Regions from separate parts of the Homo sapiens genome. Here all the other regions are linked to region 1. Evidence: chromatin loops called from intact Hi-C (ENCODE). Cell type or tissue: heart right ventricle. All regions are shown on one strand.

Region 1 (8,000 bases):
GGGGAGAGGGGTTAAAAAAAAAAAAAAAAAAAGCCAGAACTCCACGGCTCAGCGCCACGCTGTTCCACCTCCCCCAGGCTGCCAGTTCCCCACCTAGAGGGAAAAGGCTGTTCCAGCGATCTCAGTAAACACTGTCGGTTGGCAACACCTGGCCGCGGAGAGCCTCGATCTCTCCCGACCCCAGACACCCGGGAGCTGCCCGGTCCCAAACCCGGGCCAGCCACGGGGACCAAACTGCAGTGTCACACCGGGGTCGGGGGGAGGCGCCTGTGAGAGACGAACGGAATAAAGGGAAAGAAGGGGGACAAACAAATGAGTCACTTAATACAAGGGCTGCACATGCCGCTGACGCTGCCGGTGATGCAGCCGCGGACGGAGGGAGGCCGGCGGCCGGGAGGGGCAGGCGGAGAAAGGGAAGGAGAGGGCGTGAGGCGCTCGCCCTTTGTGGGGCCGTCCGCGCGGCCCCACAGCCTACGCCCCCCTTTCCCGCCCTCTCCCCGACCCTGCGGGCTGAAGCTGCTCGGGGCTGCCGCGGAGCCCCAGCCCCGAGAGTCAACTCTCTCGGTCTCCAGAAGCCATCAATACAAAACTTCGACACTGTATTTAGTTCACGAGCAGACCGGCTTGGGAGGCGCCGCAGCCGCACCCGCCTGGCGGAGCAGGAGCCGCAGCCTCAACCTGCCGCCCGCCCCGCCCCTCGGCGGCCCACCTGTGACAGGTGTGCAGGTGCCCCACACGCCCCCGGCCGCTCCTCGCCCCCGGCCCCCCGCGGCTCCGGGCCCGAGCTCCCCAGCCTGCCGCCCCTCCGGGAGTCCCCCGCCCCTCCGCAGGCCCCGGAGCGCCCCCCGCCCGCCCCTGGGCGGCCGCGCCCGCACTCACATAGCGCCTCAACTTCTTCTCGGGAGGCGATTTCCTCAGCCAGCCGGTGCACACCACGTCGCCGCCGCCGCTCATGCTGCCGGCCTGGAGCCCCCCGCCGGGTCGCGCGGACGAGGGCGCGGGCTCGGGCAGCTGGGGCAGCGGCCGGCGGTGCGCAGCTCGCGGGAGGCCAGGGGCGGGGCGGGCGGCCCGGCGGGGACTAGGCGGCGCGGCGCGGCGCGAGCCCGGCAGCCTCGCGCGCGCCCGCTCCCCCGCCCCGAGCGCGCGCAATCCGCACTCTCCGCCCGGCCGCCGGGGGAGCAGCTGCAGCAGGAAGGCCGGCTCGCTCGCCACGCCCGCTCCCGCCGCGCCCCCGAGGCCGCCGCGCACGCGGACGCGGGGCTAGGGACCCGCGAGGATACAGAAAGCCACCGCCGCCGGCGCGCCCCGGAGTCTCGCTTTCTCCTGAGGCCCCAAGCCGCGGGCGCGGAGGCCAGGGAGGCGACCGCGCCCCTGGCGCTGGCGGGTGTGAGGGGAAGGGACTGCGCGCCCTCGGTCGTCGATCGATTTTTCACCGAGCGTCGACGGGGAAGGGATACTAGGGCTGCTCACATTTCCGATACATTCTGCGGGTCAGGTTCCGGCTGAAAGGAGGGACCCCTTCCCAGCAAGAAGCTCCTTAACTCTGGCGTCCCTCGGCGGGAGGAGGAGACGGACCTACTACGCGCCGGAGCCTTTGCTTTTGTAGCTTACAGGATTGTCTTCAGTATTGTTCCTATTTTATGGACAGCCTAAGGGCAAGGGCTTGTACAAAGCCGAGCCAATTTTCCAATTCAGGTGTGTGGGGGAGGAGGGGTCCCGGTCATCTGCTATTCAAAATGAGGGCATTGCCTTAATGGGATCGACCTGGGAGCCTCTCATTGCCTGGAAACCAAGTCCAGCTGACTCCCTCCTACACTGCCTCTGGGAAAACACAGTTTAGTATAGAAAATTCGCATGATTTGTAGAATGGAAGAAGCAAAACTAGTCAATGTATTTCATAACGAATTGGAAGGCAAGGTCAAGTGCAGAAGAACAAGAAATTGGGGTCCAAATTCCCCAACGTTCCCGCTCATTGACACAGGCTATGAGACCTCTGTTTGTAAATATAATGGTATCCCAGATGTACGTGGAAGCACACAACCCCAGCACTTCAGCGGGAGGGGGGAGAAAAAAATCTTTTGTACGAGCTCTTTTCTCATCACAAAGTGTCTCTCTAAGCAGCATTAAAAGGCAGGTCCTCCCTAACTTCTCTGATAAGTGGATAGTAACCTGTTTATTCAATGGGGAACCGTGCTGTGTGGACAGATGAATTGGAGAAGCAGCATCTTGCAGTGCCCCACACAACCTCAGACTAAAGCTGTTTTGTTTATTTCTGTCTCTGTGCAGCTGAGTTGTTTCAAGCAGTTGGACATCATTTGGTCCAAAAGATCTTGATTGGGTTGGGGGAAGTTCACCCTCCTCAATTTGGAAAAGCGAATCCCCTACCACGTACTTAGCTCTTCTAGATACCCTGGGAGTTTTAGCGGTCAGTCCCCTGGATCTAACATTTCACTGACTTTCTTCAATATCCAGTGTGCTGCTGGATGGGAAGTAAAGCCAGAACTGGTAGGCTGGGACCACAGCTCCCTTAACCTTACAATTTAGGGATCCTTAAGTCACGTATGAAGGGCCACCACCAGAATGATGGCCATTTTAACTTCTGGCTTTAAGTACCTTAAATCCCTGTAAGACAAACAACACTTAACGTCTGCCAAATCAATCAGGAGGCGGTGACTTCCAACCAAAATAAAACTATCCTGACTTCATTCACATCTGAGTCATGGTGCCAAGTCCCAGAGATTGCAGAGTCGGAGAAATCTGCATGGTTTGGCTGCAGCTGAGGTTTGTGATGCAAGTCAGGCATACGTATGCCCTATCTTCCCCCAGAAGAGTAGTCTTACGTATCCTTTGATAGTTACATGATTCAATACACAGACTGGAAGACTGTTTAGCAAGAGTTAGTGGGGGTTAGGTCATATTCTGCCAGAAATTCCTTAAAGTCTTATTTTGTTTGCTTAGGAAAAGATGGTGTTATTTACAATTTCATGTGGAAATGGAAAAGTTTGATGTTTCTTGTTTGGCCAATGGCAGGAGGGACCTTGAAATATGAATACAACAGTCACCAGGTATCGACTTTGGGAAGGGTTCTCTGAACACCCCCATCTTTCCCCAAAGGTTAAAGAAAGGAGCTTTTTTTTTTTTTTTTAGACGGAGTCTCGCTCTGTTGCCCAGGCTAGAGTGCAGTGGCGTGATCTCCGCTCACTGCCAGCTCCGCCTCCCAGGTTCACGCCATTCTCCTGCCTCAGCCTCCCTAGTAGCTGGTACTACAGGCGCCCGTCACCACGCCCAGCTAATGTTTTGTATTTTTTTTTAGTAGAGACGGGGTTTCACCATGTTAGCCAGGATGGTCTCGATCTCCTGACCTCGTAATCCGCCTGCCTCGGCTTCCCAAAGTGCTGGGATTACAGGCGTGAGCCCGGCCGAAAGGGGCTTTTTTACTGTGCTCTTCAGCTGGACTCCCACCCTGCGTCCCTCTTGCTGCTAGTGCCCATCTCGGGCTGTGCATAGGAAGCAAGACTGCTGCTCAAGTCCCTGGCTGCACCCTGGAGTGGCTCAGTCTTTTGAGCCTGAGAGGCGTGCCAGGCCTGGAAACAACCCTTGGACGGAAAGTTCCTGTCTGGGCTTTTACTAAGTCCTCTCCACTCCCTGCTGTGTGTGTCTGTTTAAATGGTCCCCGGTTTTTGCTGGGAAAAAAATGGAAAACAAATCATTTGAATGATTTACATGAAGATAGGCGCCATCTATCGGAACCAGTTGGGGTGACAATCCCCCCACCCCCAAGCCCTGAGCGGACATGCATCACTAGCCCATAATTTAGGCAATTTTGTTTAAAGACCACTGGTATTTCCTGGGGGAATTAATCGCCGGCTCCAAGAGTGCTTTGGGTCATTAATCTTATATTCTTATTAAATTCTCAGGAAATGACTATCTTATGAGGAGGGAGCACTGCAGAGATTAGAGAAATGCACACTGGGAGAGCATGGGTACCACTTTGGCCCCCGCTCATAGCTACTCCCACTCCCCACAAAGCCTGGGGTTCTAAAGGGTGCACTGTGGCTTTGAGTGTCGTCAGGGACATCCGTCGCTGCATCCGTGCCTGTCTGGGAGTTGAGGGTTTGTGGCCAGCGGCAGGTGCATGGCTGGTGGAATGCTTTCAGAAACGGGTTGAAGGGCTGGAAGGAGAGCTGTCCTCAACTGCACACCAAGCTTGTGTGATTAATACCACCCACGCCAGGCCTGACGTCAGTGATTGGACTGGGGGTGGGGATGGATGTTTGTGTGCTAGCCCTTCTGCTTTTTCTCCCCTTCAATTTAGTTGACAGGTTAATTTCAGAACTGAGTGCTGCTTACGAAGGTCAGTGTGACCAGCTGAACCACCTCAGCTGGTGTCTTTCAGGACACTCATCTCTCAGGCATATAAAGGTGTATGCTTCTTTAACCCCTAGTTACTTGAGGCCCACATGGTTCCCTATATCAAATTACCTTAACTTACTCAAGTCAACTCTGGGCATCTGGTTGAGGATGAGATCTGGAAGTGGGAATGGGGTGGGGTTAAAGACCTAATTGGGTTTCCTCCCTGTCTGTGGCTAATAGTCTGAGAGTTACTTGACACTATACCCAGTGGGAGACATTTTGAAAATAAACTTTTGGCCGGGTGCGGTGCCTCATGCCTGCAATGCCAACACTTTGGGACACTGAGGCGGGTGAATCACTTGAGGTCAGGAGTTTGAGACCAGCCTGGCCAACATGGTGAAACCCCAACTCTACTAAAAATACAAAAATTAGCTGGGTGTGGTGGCGGGCACCTGTAATCCCAGCTACTTGGGAGGCTGAGGCAGGAGAATTGCTGGAACCTGGGAGGTGGAGGTTGCAATGAGCTGAGATCGCACCATTGCACTCTAGCCTGGGCGACAAGAGTGAGACTCTGTCTCAAAAAACAAACAAACAAACAAAAAAAAACTTTCTTAGAGAAAAGCTTGAGCAATCCCATTTTCCCAATTTCTCCTTTGAAAATAACCAGAATCAGTGCTAATGGCTCTGTGGCAGTTAGGCTCCCACGACTTTGCTGCTGACACTGGTAAATCAGTTGTCATAATCCACCAAGAACAAAGACTGTCAAGATCCTTGAGAAAGTGCTGTAGTCTTCCAAACCACACTCTGCAATGCTGGCTCCTTTTATTTGCTCTGCAGAGAGAACTCCTACCTTGAATTAGATCTTGAACATACGTCAAGACCTCTTTCCCTAAAACTGACTGTCCCCATTCTCCAGCAAAGTTGTTCACTCTTTTCTTGGTATCCACACTGCACTTATATAAATTGGATTATCACACTGTACAGCAAATATTTCCTTGTCGAGGAATTGTGAGTTCCTTGAAGACATGAATGTGTTTTTCTCACTTATTATTTTTTTAGAGACAATGTCTTGCTATGTTGCCCAGAGTGGTCTCAAACTCCTGGGCTCAAGTGATCTTCCTGCCTTGGTGTCCCAAAGTTCTGGGATTACAGGCATGAGCTACCACATCTGGCCCTTCCTCATTTTTGTATTCCCAGAGCTTCCCAGCATGGTACCAGCACAGAATAGATGCTCATTAAATGTTCATTGTGAGAATGAAGGAACCAACCCTTAAAGGATGACAGGTTGGGGCTGTAGACTACTGGAACATCTAGAACTCTCTGATCCATACAAACCAGAGAATAGTATTTGTGAAGGTACCTATAAGTGGCTGGAGTGGTTTTTTTTAATAAAAATTGTCAGATAACATCGATGTGTTTATTATGTACAATATGATGTTTTGAAATATAAATACAAATACATAAAATACACTGTGGGATGGTTAAATCTAGCTAACTAACAAATGCATTAACTAATATAGTTATCATTTTTGTGGTAAGAACACTTAACATCCACTTTCTTTACATTGCGTTTAAACCCACAGGGACGGCCTAGCTGGAAGGACTTAGCAGGCTGAGGTAATCCTGTGCAGTTCCACTTTTAAAAATGGTTGTAACTCGACATAGAAAGGAACGAGATCATGTCCTTTGCAGGGACATGGATGGAGCTGGAAGGCGTTATCCTCATCAAACTAACACAGGAACAGAAAACCAAACACCGCATGTTCTCACTTATAAGTGGGAGCTGAACAACGAGAACACAGGACACAGGGAGGGAAACACACACTGGGACCTGTGAGTGGGTAGGGGGTTGGGGGAGGGAGAGCATTAGGAAAAATAGCTAATGCTTGCTGAGCTTAATACCTTGGTCATGGGTTGATAGGTGCAGCACACCACCATAGCACACATTTACCTATGTAACAAACCTGCACATCCTGCACATGTACCCTGGAACTTAAATTAAAAAAAAAAGAAAAATTCCAGAAACATGTGAGAAAATAAGATTCCCCCGAAATCTTAAAAACAAAAACAAAAACAAAAAAACATGGCTGTAACTCTTGGATAGTTTCAGAAAACAATGACTCCTTTTAACCTTTTAACTGGTACCCCCAGATTCCAGAGAACCAACTTTGTCAACCCTTGGTTTCCAAACTCTGACACTGTTGTACACTCTTTACACACCCTCCTTTGTGGGACTACAGAATTAAATCTCTTTGCGGTTACTCTGTTATCTGGCTTCACTGTGACAATCCTACAGGGGTTTAGCACTTAACCCCTTGTACCAGATGCAACACTAGTGAAGCTGGAGAAAACCATGTCCCCTGAACTCAAAGTGGCTTTATTCAACAGATGACCAGAAACGTCATTTCCTTCTGCACCTGATAAATTGCATAGTAACTGTGCAGGCTTGCTAGTCTTTGTTTTGCTGGGAACCTAGAGGCCTCAGGATTTCACCTCATCTAACTATATAATTCTACCAGAATTACCCAAGATGATTGTCCGACAATATAGCCAATGATGTGCTGGCAAATATTTTAAAATTGGCTCCCTGGTGGTGTTGGTGGGTGCCTTGATTTACAGTATATGCCAACTGTTGTGGCATAAATACTCTGCCAGCCATGGCCAGTTTTAAGCTATCAAGTTAATGTCCTTGAATACAGAGTTAAGAGATACACAGTAATACACCATTATTTAGTATTTCCAACATAAAGACACAATAGACATAAATAACACCAAGAACACAATAGTAAAATGTAATTAGCCAAGTGATGAGTTTGGGGTAGTTACTACCTTTCTTTTTAATATAACTTATTTAATTATAAGTTTATATAACTTAATTTTTAATTAAGATATTCACGTATCACAAAAGTCACCATGTTAAAGTTTATAATTCATGGTTTCTAATATATTCATCAACTTTGACAACCACCACAGCTATCTAATTCCAGAACATTTTCATTACCCCAAAAGAAACACCATATCCATTAGCAACTCTCCATTCCCCCAATCCCATCAGCTGGCAACCGCTAACCTACTTTTCATCTCTATGGATTTGCCAATTCTAGACATTTCACATAACCATATTCATACAATATGTGACCTGTGTGTCTAACCTCTTTCGCTTTGTATAATGTTTTCAAGTTTCATCCATGTTGAAGCACTTGACAGTTCTTTATATACCGCATTTTATCCATTCATCAGCTGATGAACATTACAGTTGTTTCCACTTTTTGGCTATTATGAATAATGCTGTTGCGATCATTCCTGTACAAGTTTTTGTGTGGACATACGTTTTCAATCTACGTATTTATCTAGGAGTGAAAATGCTGAGTCATATGGTGACACTGTTTAACTTTTTAAGGAACTGCTGACCTTTTTTCCACAGTGGCTACACCATTTTACATTCCCATCAGCAATGTATGAGGGTTCCAATCTGTCCACATCTTTTCCAATGCTTATTTCCCTTTTTTTATTACAACTTAATTTTAACGATGTTCTACTTTAACAACCATCTTGCAAAATTCTTCACAATTGAACAGTCTACTCTCCTGGGTTGATACCACTGCACACAGCCACCAAAGAAAATCTCACCACCATCTCACTAGTCA
Region 2 (8,000 bases), 110 kb before region 1:
ATGCATTCCCAAGGTCTCAGTTTCTCCCAAGACCTCAGAGCAAAAGTTTGCAGATTCCAACTGAGGAGCTATGGCTTCCTAGAGGAAAAGGCAAGCATTGCCCATGCTCAACCCTAGTGAAATTCTAAATAAAATTCTAAGACTGAAACAAACCATTTCTGTCCTTAATCCTTCTCTGAGCAAAAATATTTTTTACACTGTAGCAGTCAAAAATACAGAATCAAGCCCAGCAGTTTAACGTCTAGAATGCAAACCCCTATATTAAAACATCTATACCCATTTACCAAGCCTGCCCTATACCTAGAAATTTAATACTTTATCTTTGTTAGAACCTTCAACTTTACCCCAAATGGACATGAGCTTTCAATAAACTAGAATATAACCTGATTTACTAATATAAATCCATCCCAACCTAATCTAGAACCTATATACTTTTTTATTTTTATTTATTCATTTTTTTTGAGATGGAGTCTCACTCTGTCAGCCAGGCTGGAGTGCAGTGGTGCGCCCTTGGCTCACTGCAACCTCCGCCTCCCAGGTTCAAGCAATTCTCCTGCCTCAGCCTCCCAAGTAGCTGGGACTACAGGCACACGCCGCCACGCCCGGCTAATTTTTTATATTCTTAGTAGAGACAGGATTTCACCATGTTGCCCAGGCTGGTCGTGAACTCCTGAGCTCAGGCAATCTGCCCACCTTGGCCTCCCAAAGTGCTGGGATTACAGGCGGTGAGCACTGCGCCCGGCCCCTATATACTTTCTTAAGCTATCAATATAGTCATTCAGATCATAAGTTTTCTCTGAAAGGATTATAAGTATAGATTTCATTTGGAAGCAATCCTTGGTTTATAAAGCTACAAGCTTCATCATGAATGTTATTTATGTTATTTCAGGTACACAAGTGTTTGCAAGCGTCTTGAAGGCAGAGAGTGAAAGGATGTACAGACAGTGGAAAATAAACAGGATTTAGATTCTGAAGATACAGGTTAAAATTCCAGCCTTTACTTATTAGCTGCATGACCCTAATGAGTCACTTAACTTCTGCTGTGTGCCTTAGTTTCCTTGTTCGTAAAATAGATCACATTCCATCCATCTCACATAGTCACAGAAAGAGATAAAGTAAGGTATATATGTTTTACAAAATGTGTTATGTATAAATATCAACTTTTATCTTCTAATTGTTTTGAACATGTATCTCTCACCAGGCCTGTATTTGGGCATAATTCAATGGAACTGATCACAGCAAGTAATTAAAAATACTTCCTAATATTTATGTAGGAGACAGTATTAATGGTCAATAAAACCAAGCATTCTAAGAAAAGTTAGATACAGCACCCTTATGTGAACTCATAACCTTGAAAAAATTAACTTTCCAACTCAGTCACTAAGAGTAGCCCATGACAGCAACAGTGCTTATGAACACTACAACCTCTACAACCTCATGTGCACCTAGAGTCCTAGAAGTGGGTCCTTTGCATTATTCTCTACCAAAGGAATCAAAACTCTCTGGAAAGGGGTTGATTCTATGTTGTGAAGTTAAAAAAAAATTTAAGGTAAGCCTGAAAATTATTTTTGTTCAATAATAAAAGCAAGGTTGCTTTAAAATATATCACAGAATTGTGTATGAAATTTGTGATGGGGAAAATAAATAAAGGAAAAAATAAATCACAGAAAAAAAAATGTTAAGGACTTGGCCAGGCATGATGGCTCACACCTGTAATCCCAGCACTTTGGGAGGCCAAGATAGGAGGATCTCTTGAGCCCAGGAGTTTGAGACCAGCATGGGAAAGATGGTGAGATCCCATCTCTACAAAAAATGTTAGAGAGAGAGAGAGAGAGAGAGAGAGAGAGATGTTGAGTCAAAAGATACGATTTAAAGGGGCTCCCAATGTCCAAGTTGTAACATTTTAAGTTTATAACTAATTGAATCTGCAAACATAGGAGTTCATGATATTCAATGGAATAAAGTGTATGAGTTATTTTTTAATACAAAAGAAGTGAGAATATAACAGTGTAATGGTTAATTTTAGGTGCCAACTTGACTGGGTTAAGTGATACCCAGATAGCTGGTAAAGCATTATTTCTGGGTGTGTCTTTGAGGGTGTTTCTGGGAGAGACTGGCATTTTAATCAGTGGACTGAGTAAGGAAGATCCATTCTCACCCAGTGTGGGTGAGCACCATCCAATTTGTTGAGAGCCTGGAAGAACAAAAAGGCAGAGGGAAAACATTTTCTTTTCTGAAGCTGAGACACCCATGTTTCTCTGCCCTTGGACATTATTGGAACTCCAAATCCTTGGGCCTTCGGACATCGGAACTCCAGATGCTTGGGCCTATAACACTTACAATACAAGACATATTATAAGTGTTAAAACAGGGAGAGAGAGTATAAATAATTATGAAAATGAGTCTATTCTACTTTGAGGAGGGAGTCAAAAATACACTAGGTTGAAAGAGTAGAAAGACAGTCTAGATTTTAAGCACAGGACGCATAGAAAGAGAGGGCATACGGGAGGCTGAGGGTGCAGTAAGCCGTGACTGCAACACTGCACTCCAGGCTGGGTGACAGAGCAAGATCCCTACTCAAAGAAAGACAGGGCATCTTTGATGTGATTATGGGAAAGGATGTGGGGAGAGAGGTCACTGCAAATGAAGATGGAGAGGCAGGTTACAAGACAGGATCCTGGAGGACCTTGAATGCTGCCATTATCAAGGAGTTTGAACTTAGCATCTATGTGATTGGAAGAAACAGGATCAGATCAAGATTTTAAGAAAACACAACCAAGCTATATACACAACATGAGTAAATTTTACAAACACAAAGTTGAGAGAAGGAAGCGAGTATAAAAATGTGATTTCAAAAGTTCAAAAATAAACAGAACTAACAATATTTCTTGAGAATACACATACTTATGGTAAAACTGCAAACAAAAGCATGGGCATGACTACCACAGAAGTCATGATACTTGGAAGAAGGGATGGAGTGGAATAAGAAGAATATGACTGGAAAGAGACATTCAGGGATTTCTGGGATGCTGGCAATTTTTTGACCTGGGTGGTAATTACATGGGTGTTTCCTTTATAGTACAGTATATATTATATATAATTTTTGTGTGTGTATTCCATTTCACAATAAAAAGTTGAAGACATAGTTGGAAACATCCTGGAAAGATGCTGAGGGTAGGAGAAGTCTAGAGACAGGAAGAGAAATTAACAGCTAGTCACGACAGTACAGGCAAGGGAGAGCCTGAGTAATGTCACTGGGAGTGGGGACAGAAAAAAAGGTATTTGAGAATTACTTAGGAGTTAGGTCTTAGTGACCCACTAGAAATGAAAACTGCGGGAGAGAGAAGAGTCAAAAGTAACTGCCAGATAAAAGTTTCAAGCTTGGGAGATCAGATGACAGGTAGGGAAATATTAAGAGTAGCAGACTCAAGCAATTAAAAAAATTGAGATATGATTCACATGCAATACAATCTACCCTTTACAGTGTACAATTCAGTAGCTTTTAGTATACTTGCAAGGTTGTACAACCATCACCACTATTTAATTCCAGAATATTTTCATCACCCAAAAAGAAATTCCATACTAACTAACAGCCTTTCCCCAGTCCCTGTCCCCCTCCCCAGCCTTCATGTAATTTTAAGAGAATAAAATCTTGTGGTTAAACCCTGCCCCCTGCCTTTTTTTTTTTTTTTTTTAAATTGAGACAGGGTCTCAGTCTGTCGCTCAGGCTGGAGTACAGTGGCATGATCACAGCTCACTGCAACCTCAACCTCCCCAGGGTTGAGGGGATCCTCCCACCTCAGCCCCCTGAGTAGCTGGGACTACAGGCACATGCCACCATGCCTGGCTAATATTTTTTTAAAAAACCTGTCTTGACAGAGCAACAATGATATTCAACTGGTCTCAGCAGTTCAATCCCCAAGATCTTAATTTGCTTCTCTATTTCACAAAGTGGAGAGCTCTGGGGAAACAGAAAAGCTGCTTTTCTCAGGATATAGAGAGTAACATCCTGTTTCCTAGTTCTACCTTGGATAGGGACTCAAGTCAACAGAGAGAGATCAAGGGTGGCAGAGAGAGGTGTCTGGTTATAATGGCTTTCAATCAGTCCCAGTACGGTTCACTTTGGGGAGGGTTAGAAATGTGTGTGTGTGTGTGTGTGTGTGTGTGTGTGTGTGTGTGTGTGTGCGCGCGCGCCTGTGTGTGTGGTGGTGGCAGTGGTGGGGTAAGTTGTCACAATGATTGGAAAGCCTTACAGGCATTAGAGGGCAGAGGACAGGTATATTAACCTCAAACCATGCATAGGATAAAATCTCGCATAACAAAGAATTGTCCCACCTACAATTTCAATACACGCCTCTGAGAAATGTGGGGGTGGAGGGAGTGAGGGGTTGGGCAGAATTCCTATTATTTCTGCAAGTACAAAAACCAAAATGAGCCGGGTGCGGTGGCTCACGCCTGTAATCCCAGCACTTTGGGAGGCCAAGGCGGTTGGATAACGAGGTCAGGAGATCAAGACCATCCTGGCTAACACGGTGAAACCCCGTCTCTACTAAAAATACAAAAAAAAAAAAAAAAATTAGCCGGGCACGGTGGTGGGCGCCTGTAGTCCCAGCTACTCGGGAGGCTGAGGCAGGAGAATGGCGTGAACCTGGGAGGCGGAGCTTGCAGTGAGCCAAGATCGTGCCACTTGCACTCCAGCCTGGGCGACAGAGCAAGACTCTGTCTCAAAAAAAAAAAAAAAAAGAAAAAAAAATCAAAATGAAAGTTATGATCTGTAAGCGGGAACCAGGCCCAGGCCCAAGAATGTGTGGTTAAAAATAGCTTAGAGAACAGAAGATTTAAATGAGCTCACAGTGAAAAGGGTTATTAATGGAAACTCAGATATTAATAGTGATGAATCTCAGTTCACCAAGGCGAACCGCAGCCCAGGCCTGGTCGTGTTCCAGCGCCACTGTCCTTCAGTCTCTGATGTGTGTTACAGCTGCAGCTTCAGGTGTGGGAAAGAGCAAAGTTCATTGCCACAAACCCTGAGCCTCGTATCACCCATCAGAAAGAGTACCCTTGTGGGTATGTCCTACAGTTCATTCTAAAAAAATAAGAAGACCCATTAGGGAGCTCTCTACACAGGGGAAAAAAGTTTGATTTGTCTCCTTACTAAAGGTTTTTTCTTTCACTACAATGATTTTGTATGAAATTCTGCCACTGAAGAACCCTGTTAAAATTAGCAATTTACTTTCAAACATTTATTATGTGTGAAGCTCTGGGAAGCAGAGGCAACAAGATGGGACAGTTCTCAGATCAAAAGGGCTTCTGTTCTAGTGGGGAAGCTAAAATATGGGCACAACTTCATAAAATATACATCTGCCTATATAATGTACTGAGGTAAAAATAATTTACTAAATGAAAGTAAGTTTTTTCTTCCCCCCATATTTACTGAACACTTATTAGGTACATTTTATATACATGAAAGTAAGTTTTGGGGTCAGCTTCATTACTTAAGAGCTGCATAAAAATGAGCTCTTTCATATACCTAAGCCTCAGTTTCAATTATAAAATGAAGATGATAATCCTAACCAGGTTGTTACAAGAATCAAGTAAGGTAATATAAAGGTTGTTTTTTTTTCTTTCCCTAAAGAATATTATATATATAAACTTTCCTATAAAGTTCTATTACAGAAAAGGAAGAATTTTTATTTGATATAAGAACAGTTCAACAAAGGATAGAGCATTTGAACTGGGCTTCAAACATACGGTTAGGATAGTAAATGCATTACACCAAAAGTAATAAATTATTCAATAAGTTTTCACTGAGCCACTATAACATAACAACAAAAGCCTCTGCGTGCCAGGCTGTGGGCCAGGCAGTGGTGTTGGTACTGCTTATTATATTGCTTTTAAATTGCCTCCATGCATTTGTTTATTCATTAATTCTTTCCATAAATACATAAGATACAATTAGTTTACCAGAGTAGCAAGACACCTAGAAAGCCTGAGACAACTGGACTTGGAGCGAGGCGGTAGTTAGGTATGAGGCTGTGGGCAAGAAGAGGTGCCTACAGAAGCTCAATCCCACCAGGTCATACAGAGGCCAGAGCCCTGAGGCCCTGAGATGGGGTGAGAGAAACAGGTAAGAGGCAGAGCAGAGTTCTACCGACAATTTTACCTAACAAACAATGCCGTCCAGGGCTGGCTGTAGTGATAGACATCAGCTTCATGCCTTGCTGCAAATTACGAAGAATACCAACCTTCCTCCCATGTCTAGGCTTGAAAACAGCCCTTTTTCTAGGTCTGTGTCACAGGGCAGCACATTACATAAGATGCCCTGAACTGAGGGCACAACCAACTGAATGTTCCTGGTGTTTACTGTAAACTCTGAGCCAGCATGACCTGTGGAGTTTAAAAAAAAAAAAAAAAGGTAATTTCCCTACAGTTCTTCAATAAGAAAGTAAGAGGAAAACAAGAGGGAGATTCTGGGGTTTCTCCAAGCTGTGTGGTCTTTACCACCACCACCACCACCACCACCACAACAAAAACAAAATACAGTTACTTTGGGCCAGGCACTCTCCTAAGCACTTTACATATAAGAGTTCATTCCATCCTTACAACATCCTGTGAGTTGTTACTATTATTATCCCATTTTATTTTATTTATTTTTTGAGACGGAGTCTCGCTCTGTCGCCCAGGCTGGAGTGCAGTGGCACGATCTCAGCTCAGTGCAACCTCCACCTCGCTGTTTCAAGCAATTCCCCTGCCTCAGCCTCCCGAGTAGCTGGGATTACAGGTGCCCACCACCATGCCCCGCTAATTTTTTTTGTAGTTTTAGTAGAGACAGGGTTTCACCATGTTGGCCAGACTGGTCATGAACTCCTGACCTCAGGCGATCCAACTGCCTCAGCCTCCCAAAGTGCTGGAATTACAGGCGTGAGCCACTGCGCCTGGCCTATTATCCAATTTTAAAGATGAAGAAACTGGGAGGGTGAAGTGGTTAAGTAACTTAATTGTAGATATAAAGTTATAAATCGACAAAGCAAGGACTTATGACTCTGTCCTCTGGGCTCTTTTTGCTCACCAAGACCTGCCCCACGTGTCTCAGAAAAGTACTGAAACTTCTCAGATCTAGTGTCCTCAACTCCCATCAAGGGTGGCAGAAACGGGAACTAAAAAATATGTGTTTGTGTGTGTGTGTAATATAAAACATGATATACTGTTTCATGTTAATTCTTAGAGAATCTCTGGGTGGTGATCTATCAGTCCTTGGTCTGCTATTTATTGTGTGATCACCACATCTCAGGCAAGTTCCTTGGGCTAAGATTCATGAAGAAGGTGTCACTTGCTCTGTTCATAAGGTTGTCACGAGAATCTGATGTGTATAAGCCTTAGTGTATTCTTTGGGATCACTCTAAAGCTTTTTTTTTCCCAGCACTTTTTTTTTCAGTTCTTCACATGGTTTGGATCAATGCAGCTGCCAGATAAACAGCGTTACCTACCACAATAAAGCAAAGACTGAATCCGAATCCTAGACTGTTGAGAATATTAATGGCCACTCCTGTTTTACATGTCAAGCACCTCATATGATGCCTGACTCAGGGTTCAATGAATGGTTCCTTTACTTCCCCTCCTGGCTTTGTGCTTTTAAGGGTGAACTGCAAGGTGCTTGATGCTCCCAAATCCTGAGGCTAAGGAATAATCCAGCTAGGAACAGGACATAGAACTCTGGTATTGCCCCACCTCAGGATCACCAGGGATCATGTGCAAGACCCACAGCCTCCCTATGATTCAGTTTCTCCACCCCTCCAATAGGCTGATTCATTTGTTCAGGGTACACCATGGAGTCCAGCCAAATGCAAATAAACTGTCTATGGGGCATGTGCCAAGCTTTTCTGGGAGCAGGCTCATTACTGCCATAGTCACTACAACAAATAACAACAAAAGCCTCTAGGTGCAAATTACCACATATAATAAACTTAATTTAAGAAACACTGAAGAGACCCTTACTTGCA
Region 3 (8,000 bases), 50 kb before region 1:
AATTAGCCAGGTACAGTGGTGCATGTCTGTAGTCCCAGCTACTTGGGAGGCTGAGGCAGGAGAATTGCTTGAACCCAGGAGGTGGAGGTTGCAGTAAACTGAGATCACACCACTGTATTCCAGGCTGGGCGACAGAGCAAGACTCCATCTCAAAAAAAAAAAAAAAAAAAAAAAAGATGAGTACTAAAATAGAATATGCACAAAGTGAGGATGGGGGGTTAATTTACCCTGCTACCAAAGAGCAGGGGTTAAGGATTATCAAAAACCTTCTATATTCACTATATTTTCTCCAAGCCCTATCCCCAATTACATTCTATTCCCCATCCAGACTATGATGGCGAATAGAATGTAATTGGGGATAGGGCTTGGAGAAAATATAGTGGAGAAGCAACTCAAATGGTTGCTTCTCAAATGATCCTCCAGAACAACATATTCATTAGAATCTCCCCATCTTTATTCACAAAGTTACATGAGAAATTTTAAAAACCCACTAACCATCCAAGGAGTATTTAAGCTTCCATTATGTGCAAGGTATTCTTAAGGATGCAAAAAAATACAAGACAGGTCCCTGAACCCAATGAATTTACCATCTAGCAAGGGAGATAAGTCATATACAAAATTATGATACTAAGGTATATTCCTGAGCCATACAGTATCTCAGGGGTAAAGGGGAACATAGCTCAAATATCTGGAGGAGCTCCAAATTGAAAACTTCTGTTTTCTTTTCCCCCATCAACTTGGACCAAGAGTCACAAATACATTCTTCCTCCATCTAGCAATATCCTTTAACCTACTTTGTGCCAGACAACATTCTGGTCATGAGAAAAAAGCAATGAACAAAACAGACAAAAATCCTGCCTTCGAAGGGCATATGGTCTGGAAGTGTAAAGGGTCAGGTAGGTACATATATGAGTGACTGGTGTGTGCATGTATGTGTGCGTGCGTGCATGTGATACAGCAGACTAGAAAGCATATGCTTTGGCTTAAATGGAAAGCTACCACCCAGTTCCAGCTAATTGCTGCTAGGCAGAAATTTGGGCCCAGTGTTCCCAGATCTGGAAGCTGGACATTTTACGGATTTTATGTAAGAGATCTCAGCTTTTAACAATCTACGACTAATTAAAAGTGTTTAAAACACTGCAGGCCAAGCAAAACACTTTATAGATGGAATTCAGGCTAAAGATACCAGTCTATAATCTGTCTTAGAACATGTATCATGATTTTTGGCTTAGAGATGCAGTCACTTCATATAGTGTTATAAACCAAGTGCTACTGGGCTGCAGGCAGAAGATCCAGCCTCTCAGCCAGTATTAAGGAGGTGAGAGCATTTAGCCTGAGCTCCTTCAGAAAACATCTCAGAATATGTCAGTGCTTAATTTTCTTTTTCTTTTTTTTTTTTTTTTTTTTTGAGACGGAGTCTTGCTCTTCCCCCCAGGCAGTGGCGCTATCTCTGCTCACTGCAAGCTCCGCCTCCCGGATTCACGCCATTCTCCTGCCTCAGCCTCCCGAGTAGCTGGGACTACCGGCACCCGCCACTGCGCCCGGCTAATTTTTTGTATTTTTAGTAGAGACGGGGTTTCACCGTGTTAGCCAAGATGGTCTCAATCTCCTGACCTCGTGATCCGCCCGCCTCGGCCTCCCAAAGTGCTGGGATTACAGGCGTGAGCCACTGCGCCCGGCTGTCAGTGCTTAATTTTCTATTCTTTGTTCACTTCTCACAGCACTTACTGGCCACATCCATGAGTTGCCACATGCTGAGGTATTTCTTTGCTAAGAATGGCAAGACCATTTTGTTCAACCAGGAAGTCCATGAACAGCAACTCAACCAATGCATCTGCCTTGATGGTTTGATTATTCAACAGATTAATACTGTTCATGAATATGATTAATTCTGATCTACTCTATAATAGGCTTGCTATTTAGAAATATAGTAAACTTCTGTCACCTGAAATTCTCAAGTGAGGGACTTTATGTAAATTATCCTGGACAAAAAAATTTCCTATAGTTAAATCACGTTTGTGCAGAAGTCACTGAAATACAGTACTGATGGCTGAAAAGCAAGCTACAAATTAAATATATAAATTACTACACAAATAGTCACAATACAAACAAATGTTTTAATAAAAATAGAAACAAAGCATACTACACGAAGGAAGAATTTCACTAAATACTAGTGCATACCAAATGAGAAAAGGAACAATTAACCCTAATAAAAGCTGGTCTTTCACTACATATGTTTGTAACAGAACTACACAGCATGTTAACAAACTGAAAAAAAAAAGACAAGACAGCAAAAATAAACTCTATAGGTTTAAATCTTCAACTTCAGACCCCAGAAAAGCATCTTTAAAGTCAGATAAGTCCAGGCATGGCGGCTCATGCCTATAACCCCAGCACTTTGGGAGGCTGAGGTGGGAGAATTGCTTGAGGCTAGGAGTTTGAGACCAGCCTGGGAAACACAGCGAGACCCCATCGCTACAAACAAATTTTTTAAAAATTAAAAAATTTTTTAATTTGTTTAAAATTAATAAATTTACTTATTAAATAAATTTATATTTACGGGCATGGTGGCATGTGCCTGTAGTCCCAGCTACTCAGGAGGCTGAGGTGGGAGGATCACTTGAGCCCAGGAGGTCAAGGCTGCAGTGAGCAATGATTGTACCACTGCACTCCAGCCTGGGTGACAGAGTGACAGAGACCCTGTCTCAAAAAAAAAAAAAAAAAAAGTCAGATAAGTAATTCTCAATGCCAGGAAAATTTATCATCCCTGCTGGTCTCCAGTTCATTGTATTAATCAATGGCAATCATTGCATTAGAAACTTGGTCACCCTGTCTTCAAAATATGGTGCTGTTGCCTTTTAACTGGGTTAGTTTACAGTGTATATAAACTTAATGATCAATCAGTGCCTCTACTGTATTTGAGCCATGACTTACTGTAGCAAAGTTAAAATCTAAAATGTAATGGAATAGCTCAAATATACCTCTGATCAGCTGTGTGGCCTATGGTTTCTTTTGGTTACCAAAATCTGGGATGTGAAACTTGCATCCCTTATACAGTGTTTTGTGTTCCCATTCTTTCTCATTAGAAGAGTCGCCTAAGGGCAGATTATCTTGCTATTAGTTTTGCTTTGGCCCAGAGTCTTTCATCTGCAAAACAGGTGTGTTGGTCACAAGGTAGTATCTGAATAAAAATTTTCAGGGGGAGAAATATATCTTACATACCAACAAGTTTAAAAAATCCAAAGGCATTTATAAGGATGGTCATTTCAGCACATTTTTTAAGTAAATAAAATACTGTAACTGCTTATCAACTGGTCAGGTTGGTTAAATTACAGTAGTATACTCGGACACTACTATAAAGATAATGAGAAAAGCTGAGCTTCATGAGCGCCCCCAGAACGTTATTCACCTAAAGGTTATCACCAGATGATGGCATCTGGCGTGGGGTTTTTTGTTTGTTTGTTTTAGCATTTCTTGATTTATAACGAACATGTACCATTTTAACAAAAGCAATAATCTTTCCTTTAAAAAAGAAAATACTGGCCGGGCGCGGTGGCTCACGCCTGTAATCCCAGCACTTTGGGAGGCCGAGGCGGGCGGATCACGAGGTCAGGAGATCGAGACCATCCCGGCTAAAACGGTGAAACCCCGTCTCTACTAAAAATACAAAAAATTAGCCGGGCGTAGTGGCGGGCGCCTGTAGTCCCAGCTACTTGGGAGGCTGAGGCAGGAGAATGGCGTGAACCCGGGAGGCGGAGCTTGCAGTGAGCTGAGATCCCGCCACTGCACTCCAGCCTGGGCGACAGAGCGAGACTCCGTCTCAAAAAAAAAAAAAAAAAAGAAAAGAAAATACAATTGACCTATATATGCAAATACGGAACTACACTCATGGTTTATTTTATCTCACAGGATTTTGGTGCACATTAATCATATGGTAGTATTCAAATATTACCTGATTTATGCTAAGTGAAAAATAACAAGGTATAAAACAGGGCAAACAGGGCAAGGGTCTGTGATGGGCAAGATGTTTTTTATTGACTACTATTGTGCCCAGGTTCTAGAAAACAGTCTGGAGCAAAGCTTACCTGTTTATCATGTGTTGCAATCTCAGAGCAGAGAGTGGGGAAAGACTGGTAGGAAAGAATAGGAGGGAAAGGAAACCAAGGCTATATGCATCAACAAACCCGCTACGGCTTAGCATGAAAACACAGACAACTGCTCATTTAGAAGGTTACAGGATGGGTTGTATGGAACTACTAATATTGTATGTGTGTGTGCGTGTGTGTGTGTATGTGTGTGTGTGTGTGTGTGTAAGGGGTAAATGGAGGAGAAAGGCAGGCAGACACGAAGCAATTTGTCTGCTGGCTCCTTCCCTTCTCCAGCTTCCAACTGCTCTGGTCAGTGATGTCAACTGCCCTCACTCCCTACTTCCAGGCTGTGTTTACCCAGCCACTCTGGACAGTCACTGGGGAAGAACACACCCCACGTTTGAACTTGAAAGTGGTAGGAGAGGCCAGGGTCTGGCCAAATGGGGCTTAGGCACATGAGTTGCTGTAGTTCTCTCCACAATGGACTTAACAGAGACCAAACCAGAGCCCCACCCTCACAGAGGGAAGATGAGACAGCCAGCACTGTTAGAAAACGTGGCAAAAGCAGCAACATCTGAAGACTCACCACTGAGCAAGCAGACTGCCTGAGGTGCAGACAGAACCAAGGGCATCTCGATAGACACACTGAGTCTCACACAACGCATACCCTTGTATACAGAATAGAACTTTAACTATCATGTATTTAAAAAACATACATTAGGAAAAACCTATACTTAGTCTATACTCAGTAGTCTAATGAAAAGGGCAGGGACTTGCAGCCAGACAGTTCTGAGATTGAAAATCCTATCCATCTGCTCCTTGTTGTGAAACGCCAAGTAGGTTGCTGATCTGTATAATCAGGATATTACATGGTTATAGTGAAGATTAAATGAGCTAAGGTGGCTAAAAGAGATGTTAGGCTCTGGCAGACATAGTGCTGCCTCTTACATAAGAGGGGCTGATTCTTTTCCTTCCCTCATTCAATCCCTCTTCCGTGTTCCTCCAGGACAACCTCACGTTATACTGCTAACATCACTCTGCCCAACATTGTTTATATTTATGATCACTCACTACACTGGCAGCTCCATGAGGATGGGATTATTTCTTTGGTGTCCACCTTTGCTGTCTAGTACAGTTCATGCTTATAGCTGGGGCTAAGCACACATTTGCTGAATGAACCAAGAACGTCAAACACCAATTCTCAGGGGAGACAGCTTTTCATAAGACCATTAGTAAAGTCACTTGAAGGACCCATGAGACTTCTAAACATAGTCTGACAGCTGTACCGGCCAGAAAGGTAGAAAAAAAATAAATAAAAGGTTTTGAAGCTAGACACATTTACATTCCAATCCCAGTTCCATCTCTTATTACAAGGGTAATATTTGGGCAAGTGACATAGACCCTCTAAAACCTTCATTCCCATAAACATAAAATCAAAATCATACTATATTTTGTAGGGCTAGTTTAAGAAATGAGATTAAATAATATAAACTATTACTCGTATGGTGTTAATCCATGTCACAAGGCACTCTTATCCTGACCAAGGTAGGGGGAGCAGAAGAGAGATTACTGCTATGAGTAAAAGGTATCTGCTTTTTTTCCTTTTCTTTTAATTCTATGCATTTTTACTGAATGTCTGCTGTGTGCCAGGCTTTGTACAAAATACCATCCTCTATAAGTTTACAAAGTGCTTTCACCTTAGCCTCTCTCTGAGCTCTCACCCTCCTGACTCTGCTTTAAGCCTGCCAAGGATACCCACTAGAAATGCTGAGAGATGAAGAGTTTCCATGACCTCTGGAACAGATGTGAATCGTAGCTCCAACGACAAAGGCAGTAAATAGGAAAGACATCCAAGTCTTGTTGATGACATAGTAAAGAGTAAGTGTGCCAAATACATTTGACCAGCCCCTAGAGGTTCCACATCTAAGGTTGGTATTATTCCCTAGGCCCACTCTACTTCTCTAAAAAAACTTATCTTTCAGGAAAAACCCTTTAAAAGAATTTAAGAATTCCTGATTTATCAGCTACTTGCAGAAAAACTGCTGAGCAAGGAAAGGGACAAAAAGCCAGTTAAAATAGAGAGGCATGGTATGTATAACCTGAATAAACCCCAGCAATCTAAGTGGCTGTCCTGGGTAGAAAGTCCAACAATCAAAAGTGAAAAAACAGTAATTCCAGTCTTTACATGCTTTCCTCAATGGATACGAGAAGAAATCAAAATCGTAACACACTTTTTATCTCTTAATCAATTCTCTCATATAATATAGTTGCTCAAGGGTCTCTCATTCACCAACCTACCCCACTCCCAACCTTCAAAACCAGTTTCAAATTTGCATTCTCCCCTTTCCCCTTTATCTTAAAAATTCTTTATTAAGAAGATTCAGCGTGTCTTCCCTATTTTTACATTTTCGCTCCATTCAGCCTATTAGAAAGAAGTAGAGTCCTGGAAGAAGACCCAGTAAGAAAGAATCCTTCCACCCTAGAAAGACTTACCACTGGGCAAGCAGACTACCTGAGGGACAGATATTACCAAGGGAATCTTGGTAGATACACTGAGTCGGTGAGAAACTAAAGGGAAGACTGTGAATACTAATATGAATAACTTGTATTTCTCTTTTGACAAATAATTGTACATGTTTATGGAGCAAACAACTCTTCTCTGTTCTATACATTATATATAGAGTCATATCTAAAGCTACTAGGTGATTATAATGACTTTTTTTTTTTTTTTTTTGAGATGGAGTTTCACTTTTGTTGCCCAGGCTGGAGTGCAATGGCGGAATCTCAGCTCACTGCAACCTCCGCCTCAGGGTTAAAGCGATTCTCCTGCCTCAGCCTCTGGAGTAGCTGGGATTACAGGCATGCATCACCACACCCGGCTAATTTTGTATTTTAGTAGAGATGGGAGTTTCTCCTTGCTGGTCAGGCTGGTCTTGGACTACTGACCTCAGGTGATCTGCCCACCTTGGCCTCCCAAAGTGCTGGGATTACAGGCGTGAGCCACCACGCCTGGCCATATAATGACTTTTTAAATCAAATAAGGGACAAGCCACAAAACAAAAAAGGTCAAAGTTTCTAAACGTAGAGATAAAAATAACACATTGAATGGGCCCGGGACAAGGAAAACTTCCGCAAATGTAAACAAATACTTAAGTAATACATGTAAATTGCTTAGAATAGAACCTGGCATGATACTGGATTAATGTAGTCATTGTTATTATTGACCCAACTTTCTTGGTTCCCAGCTCCTTTGTTGTTAGATGATCACACAAACCCCTCAAACAGAAATCACCTCTTTGTGTAGCTGTTCAGTTTGGGGACAGAATCTGACTTAATAGCTCCTCTAAAACAAGGTTCTTTTTATCCTTCTTTGCTGCTCCAGGCTAGCACAGTACCCGACACACAGTTGGAATCAACAAATGCTTGTTAAAGGAATTAGTTCTGCTAAGTGAAGATGGTTTACCCTGGAAACCTGAGACTTTACATTGAAAAGCATTCTAATCCCAGGTTGCCTTCTATGGGACCCATTTTTGGCAAGGATTTGACAAATCAGAGGGTCTGACCAAACCAATATTATATTATAACACATGATAAGCAGGCCAACTTTAGACACACATTCTAACAGCTTGACTGAAAAAGTCCAAGTTGATCCCAGTTTAGTTTTGTAATCCGAAAACACACTTCCTCAGTATTTTCCATACAGTTGACTACTGTGTGTGTCTCTCAAATCTCATGACCTGCCATCAACCCTCGAAGAAAAACAAAATTATTAAGACCAAGGTCTACAATACAAATAATCCGGTATTTGTCACAGGTTTCACTTTTGTCGAGCCATTTCTGAACTCATTATAAAACTATGTCTATGTAGGACCTTATTGTCCATGTCAACAAACCCCTACAACAAAGGAAAGA

The links. Hi-C counts contacts between places; a loop is a spot of excess contacts. Peaks named below come from ENCODE experiments on the same cell type or tissue, not always from the same donor. Only the 100,000 strongest peaks of a DNase experiment are listed, where the experiment ranks them.
Region 2: a loop joins it to region 1, with 2.8 times the contacts of the local background. A loop is called at or near these places in 29 of 110 quality-filtered maps.
Region 3: it touches region 1 in a loop (2.5-fold over the local background); 28 of 110 quality-filtered maps call a loop at or near these places.

Annotation. Positions count from the first base shown.
Region 1 is chr11:78,416,767-78,424,766 of GRCh38, forward strand. GAB2 (GRB2 associated binding protein 2) reads right to left here and starts at 1,054. Exons shown (of 10, transcript NM_080491.3): 1 at 880-1,054. The coding sequence starts at 954. LINC02728 (long intergenic non-protein coding RNA 2728) reads right to left here. Exons shown (of 4, transcript NR_120564.1): 4 at 7,216-8,000. RefSeq lists enhancers at 40-794, 3,730-3,779 and silencers at 414-543, 614-713, 824-1,443. In heart right ventricle, CTCF peaks have their summits at 264, 1,244, 3,743 and 3,955; DNase peaks (open chromatin) are centred at 285, 1,195, 3,685, 4,235 and 1 weaker place; H3K4me3 peaks cover 3,956 bases; H3K27ac peaks cover 5,514 bases.
Region 2 is chr11:78,305,788-78,313,787 of GRCh38, forward strand. All of the region lies in intron 1 of GAB2 (GRB2 associated binding protein 2), which reads right to left. The region is part of intron 1 of LOC105369402 (a long non-coding RNA gene); the gene reads left to right. Among named protein-coding and RNA genes, the nearest start is that of GAB2, 110 kb to the right of the region's middle. In heart right ventricle, no CTCF peak of the experiment used is centred here; DNase peaks (open chromatin) are centred at 4,894 and 7,798; H3K4me3 peaks cover 819 bases; H3K27ac peaks cover 3,764 bases.
Region 3 is chr11:78,366,435-78,374,434 of GRCh38, forward strand. The region is part of intron 1 of GAB2 (GRB2 associated binding protein 2); the gene reads right to left. Among named protein-coding and RNA genes, the nearest start is that of GAB2, 47 kb to the right of the region's middle. RefSeq lists an enhancer at 3,744-4,694. In heart right ventricle, no CTCF peak of the experiment used is centred here; a DNase peak (open chromatin) is centred at 4,560; H3K27ac peaks cover 2,645 bases.